Linked DNA regions of Homo sapiens: region 2 is linked to region 1. The links are chromatin loops, found by intact Hi-C in ENCODE. Cell type or tissue: gastrocnemius medialis. All regions are shown on one strand. Each heading gives the region's core, and the rest is flanking DNA. Links, peaks and the distances in the headings are about the cores only.

Region 1 (2,910 bases), core at 256-2,755:
TAATCAGGGAGAAAGGTGAGGTGTTTTTGAATTCAAAATTTAATCTCTCTTTAAAGTAGGGATAGTAATGCCGGTTGGTATTTATTTCAATGAGACTTGTCACGTAAAAGTATCATATGTGAAGCTGATATCACAGTGCCATTTTAGGAAGAAAGGCACTAAGTGAATTGTTGTTTACTACTAAAATGCACAGAAAATTTCACTTTTTACCAAATGAAATCTAACTGAAAGTGTAACTCTTCCTTCTTTTTAAATAATGCATTACATTCAAAGGTTTAAAAAATGACAGGACTGTCTGATACACGAGTTTGCTATACCCTGCCATGGATACCAGGTGGGTTCCTGTTTTACCAAAAAACCACAGCATTCAACAAAACAGGATCCTTATACCACCAAGGACTAATTATACTAGCACTGAGATTGTGATTCCTTTCCCTGGCTACCTACGTTGCCTGCATGTGGCCATTTCGGTAATCCACAAGAGGTTTTGCTGTCGTTTTCAGAAATAATGAAGTTCACAAGAATTCCTGGCATTTTGGCCAGTAAAATTTAATAAGTATAACACATGAGGGATTATGTACACACACTGCTCTGCCTGCTCCTGGAAATAATTGAGAAGAGCTGGAAAATATCAGAACCAGTTCCACCAAACAGAATGCTTTCAGCTGGGGGAGGCACAGCAGCTGCGCACAAGCAATGCCTCCCTTCCGGGGATGCAGAGTCCTCAGACACTGTGGGCTGCATGCAGGGCCCACCTGCTGGAAGGGAGGCCCCATGGGCCCTGGGAGAGCTTGGCTTGCAAAGTCCCTCCTGCACTATCATCAAGGCTGGTCCTTTGTTGTGGGGAGAGGGGAGAGGGGAAAGGGTAGCAGGAAACAAAGGGACAGAAAGAGACAGGGAACAGACAAAACAAGAAGAACACACCACAGGCTGTGAGATGGAATCTGCATTGCCTTCTCTTCAGTTACCCTGAAATGTGATGCCTGGGCATGTCATGTAGATAGCTAAAGGAATGAAAACAGAAAACCCCAAAAATGCCGATCATACCGGGCCACACAGCTTGCAGAACTCCTTCATTCACGTGTCTACAAATACCTATAATTCGGCTGTAATGGAAAGCATTCTGCTGTAGGGGCCAACCTCATCTGCCCATCTAGGCTGGGGATGTGGAACAACAAGGTACAGAATGAGGCTTCAGACTGAGAGCGCCACCTGCTAATGCGGGGTCGTGGACCAAGCGGTCAGCATGAGGGCTGGAGCATCGCATGACAGAGACTGGTCGTCCCAGATCCAGGGCCTGGACGCTGTTTGTGACTTACACAATTCCTAGGGCTTGTTTTGTGAATACCACAGGGACAAGATCACTTTTGTTTACTCAGACTGTGGCAGGCCTCCATGAAGAGGAGGCGCTATTGTAAATGAATATTGTAAGTGACGATGAATATGGGTGGGGGTGAGATGTGTCCAGAGTGTGTGGCTTTTAATCACCGAGGGCTGCGATGCGCTCCCCGGCTTGACGGGGAGAGAATGTGTCTGTGTCTGCATTTTTGCTCCTTCCTTGCTCCTTACTTTTAGTTGCGTAGTTCTTAGTATTTCTCACGGCTCTTCACATATACTATTTCATCTGCTTTTTACCAACCCCATGAGGTTTCAGCTCCATGTTAAAAGAGCTGTGACGACGAGGACACAGAGTCCCCAAAGATGACACGGACTGCCCTGCAGCTGGGCCAGCACATGCGTCCAGAGTGCCGGGCACTGCCCCTGATTTTAGGGCTGCTTTTGCCCCATTATCCCATCTGGGTCCTTCTGAATCTCCACCAAGCACCTACGACGCCAACACGAAAGCTGCCGAGCCCTCTCCAGACAGCACGCCCAGTGCTTTCGGAATGAAATACACACAGAGCTGTATTCACTCACAGCCACCTCGCACCACGGTGATGGTACAGAACGCACTGTCATCTGACTCTGACAAACTTTGTTTTTAACATCTCAAATTTCTCAGCTGGAAGGTACTAATGACTGCTAGTTTTATTAATAACCCATTCTACCACAGGAACATTAAACCCAGAGTACAAATCAAATTCTCATATACTTAATAATAAATATAATTTAACTTTTTCAATAAAAACTGCAATTTCTAGAGGAATGAGGTTTTTTTTATGATGATAAATTACCTGTAGCATAAAATTTGCCATGTTAACTGTTTCAAATGTACAGTTCGGTGACATTAGGGATATTTACATGCCACGCAACAATCACCAAGAACCACCAAGGAGTGGGTTTTTTTAAACAAGAGGGAAGAGGGAAGGCAAAATCATGTTTAAAACCATTTCCTGGGCTCTGGGCTCCATAAGCTAAAATAGCATCGGCAATGCAACCTGCTGTACACAGAAAATTAGTTTCCAGGTCTGCTGTGACAGGCCCACTAAGCCAGATGATGGGTCCAGGAACGACGTGGACCTGCAGCTACTCAGACCCGCGTCACAACAGGTGGATGGGATAGGTGGGAGCGGCCATGTGTGCCTGGTGCTGGGAGGGCACGGGAAGGCTATGAGGAAGTGCTGACTCCTGCGCTTGGTGGAAACGCACTCTCCCTGGCCTCCGGAAAGGGGCTGGGAGGGAGGCATCTGAGGCAGACCTCCGTGGAGTGAAGCACACAGTCCTGAACTGTGGAAGGCGCCATTTGCGATGTCTGTCTGGGACTGCTGGCAGACTTGTGTTATTTTAATCAGCACCACTACCACTGGCCACGTAAGAATGGCTGGCAGAGGATTAAAAAGGAAACAACTTTAAGTGGGAGGAAATGGCCCTTTACGCAAAAACTAAGTTCAATATTCCTATTTTCCTTTTCAAAAGGACATGTATATAGCAGAAATATAGCAAAAAATATCAGTGTGGTTTACTAGTTTT
Region 2 (2,910 bases), core at 137-2,636, 100 kb after region 1:
GGATTACAGGCGTGAGCCACCGTGCCTGGCCATTTTTTAAATATTTTTAGTAGAGACAAGGTTTCACCATGTTGGCCAGGCTGGTCTCCAACTCTTGACCTCAGGTGATCTGCCCACCTCGGCCTCCCAAAGTGCTAGGATTACAGGCGCGAGCCACTGCGCCCAGCCAAGTTGTACACTTTAAAATGGTGAACTTGACGTTATGTGCTTCGTATGTCCATTTTAAAAAAATCTCCATTATGTGTCATACCAACAAGTAAATCGCGGACATTTGGGAGGGAGCTGTACAGAAGCCCTTGTGAACACCCAAATTCATGAACACCACTGTGACATATGGTTTCCCCTGCAAAATGAAATCAAGTACCGCAGACACTTTGAAGTGGCCGTCCCCCTCCAATCTGTTATTGATCGTTTCCCCCTTGATCAGCACTTTCCAATTTGGCTGGAGCAGGATTTTACAACTCTTCCTAGTTGCATATGGCGAGCATACGGTGGGTTCCTCATCGTCACCTCCAAATTTAGCTTTCCATTCTTTAACACATCACACCTTCCACTTTCTGACTTAGAAGCAGCACTTCCATCCCTCGCCTGGCACCTGCCTGTCCTTCAGAGCCATCTCCGCATCGCTCTGTATCACGGTCCCCAAGTTAACTCAGGAAACACACATGGCACGTGAGATCTGTGAAACGACAACAGCTGAGCTACAGTTTTAGTCCCCAGCCTGACGGTGGGGGGTCCTCATTTGCAATTTGTCATACACACAGACAACTCCCTTGTTAAAGGGAACATGATGATGAGAGATAATATCCTCGAGAGGCCTGTTAAGGACAGAGTTAAGCCCCTACTTCTCTCTAAAAGTATTACACTTCAAGTAGGTCAATTAATAGAGGAAGAGTCAGGAATGCAGTTATCCCCGCAAGAGGATAAAACCAGAGATAAGGCAGGATGGGGAGGGGCTTAAGGCAGCAAGACTCCTGGGCAGAATGTTCTGGGAGGGGCCTCCACCACCTCAACCATGAGGGAGAGGAAGGGATAAGGGACAGAAAGGGATGGGAAGTAAGGATCTGATGACCAACCACCATGGCCTCCCTGGTGCAAATGCTTTATATACTTTTATTCTGTCCATTAACTCTCATTTGCATGTACAAATTTTAAAAGTTTAAATAGTAATTTGTCCAGAGTTACATTTCTAAGAAGTGGCAAAGCCAGAACTAAACCAGTTCGCATTCTTTCCACAGTTAAGCTCTCCCCACCCCACCCCTCAGTGCACTGGTAGAAAGGAGACCACATTTCCCAGGGAGCTCCCCTACCAGTGAGAGGGGCGCTCCCGCCCAGAAAGGGAAGGAGCGGTGAGCCCAGCACGACTCTGCGGACCTACGAGGCAGAAGGGAGGAGGCGGACTCCACCAATCTTCCCTAGGCAGTGTTTAAACAGGCTGCGGCCCATGCTGCAACCCACTCTAGTCAACACGCGTGCTCTTCAATCCCAAATGGGCTCTCTAGTGAATCCCCTAGGTGGCCTCGGAGAGCAAGAGTCCAACACAGGGCTGGCCAGCAGGGGTCCCCTCTGGGACCAGCTCTAATGGACTGAAACCCTGAGGAGTCTAGTCACAACAGGCTGCCATCCTCCAGGAGGCTGCAGAACCATGCCTTTCTTTCATTCTTCTTTCTGTAATGTCTTTGGTGTGCCTAAAAGAATTTATAGGTCATGTCACTAAGGTATTCGGAGGGATAGCAGTAGGTGACAACACCTTTATGCTCTGGTGCAATTGGTCTAAAGAGTCCGGAATAAACTGCTTCGCATAATCTAAGCTTGCTTCCAGGAAGCTGCTTCCAATACCATGGCCTCTGGGGACAGGGCAAGGCAGGAAGTGCGTGGGCAGGGCTGACTACGAAGGCTTCTGGCTGAAGAGCATGAATCAGAGTTCTCACTGAACACGGCACGCACGTGGAAAAGCTTTCAGGCGAGAAGCACTAGAAAGGAGGGAAGACGAAGTGGGAGAGCACTGCTGAGGCCAAGGCAAAAATATAAGTAAAAACATTGATCATAGGAACAGTTCTTAACTTTCTGGGCAGTAAGCAGTTAAGTGAAACTGTCAAAGCACCACAGTTAACCCCAAGACCACCAGAAGATATTGTCTGTACCGTCCTGCAAATTTAATGAGTACACAGGCAAAGTGCTTCACACCAGGTACTGAATTATGCAAGCTGTGAGCCATCCACCCACAGTTCTGCCTTTGCCCATGAGTCCTCACTGGCAGCTTGTCACAGAAACTCAAGGTGGATGAAGCCCAACCTTAGGACCCACAGAGAAGAAAGTCAGGTGAGTTTGGGCAGGAGGAGGGAGGGCTGGCGGCAGGGCAGACAGCAAGACGGGATGGATGATGGAATGGTAATGGCATCAGGGCCGCACGCCAAGGGATGCTGCCAATCGCAATTATAGGGCCATTTTCACCAGCTGAACTGGACTGTCAATTTGGAACTAATGTCGCAACGTGAATGCCCCAAGCAGGAGTCACAGCGAGTAACGGTCCACCTTGGGCTGTTCCATGAATAGCTTTGGAGCACCTCCAGGTGTGGAGTACTGTCCTAGGGCAACTTAGCTGCTTCTTCCCCGATTATCCATATCTGAGCCTGAAAATCCTAAGAAAAGGTAGAACCCACTGATTTATGCGTCTTGACTGCATCTGTATTAGCCCATTTTCATGCTGCTGATAAAGACATAACCAAGACTGGGCAATTTACAAAAGAAAGAGGTTTAATAGACTTATAGTTCCACATGGCTGTGAAGGTCTCACAATCATGGCGGAAGGTAAGGAGGCGCAAGTCACATCTTACATGGATGGTGGCAGGCAAGAGAGAGCTCGTGCAGGGACGTGAGACTTGTTCACTACGGACAACAGCACAGGAA

The links. Peaks named below come from ENCODE experiments on the same cell type or tissue, not always from the same donor. Only the 100,000 strongest peaks of a DNase experiment are listed, where the experiment ranks them.
Region 2: it touches region 1 in a loop (11-fold over the local background); 1 of 110 quality-filtered maps calls a loop at or near these places.

Annotation. Positions count from the first base shown.
Region 1 is chr17:80,750,169-80,753,078 of GRCh38, reverse strand. All of the region lies in intron 5 of RPTOR (regulatory associated protein of MTOR complex 1), which reads right to left. Among named protein-coding and RNA genes, the nearest start is that of RPTOR, 210 kb to the right of the region's middle. In gastrocnemius medialis, for the core only: no CTCF peak of the experiment used is centred there; DNase peaks (open chromatin) are centred at 1,298, 1,828 and 2,535; H3K4me3 peaks cover 1,880 bases; H3K27ac peaks cover 2,500 bases.
Region 2 is chr17:80,648,857-80,651,766 of GRCh38, reverse strand. All of the region lies in intron 3 of RPTOR (regulatory associated protein of MTOR complex 1), which reads right to left. Among named protein-coding and RNA genes, the nearest start is that of RPTOR, 110 kb to the right of the region's middle. In gastrocnemius medialis, for the core only: a CTCF peak has its summit at 1,535 (motif pointing right); DNase peaks (open chromatin) are centred at 1,896 and 2,466; H3K27ac peaks cover 1,440 bases.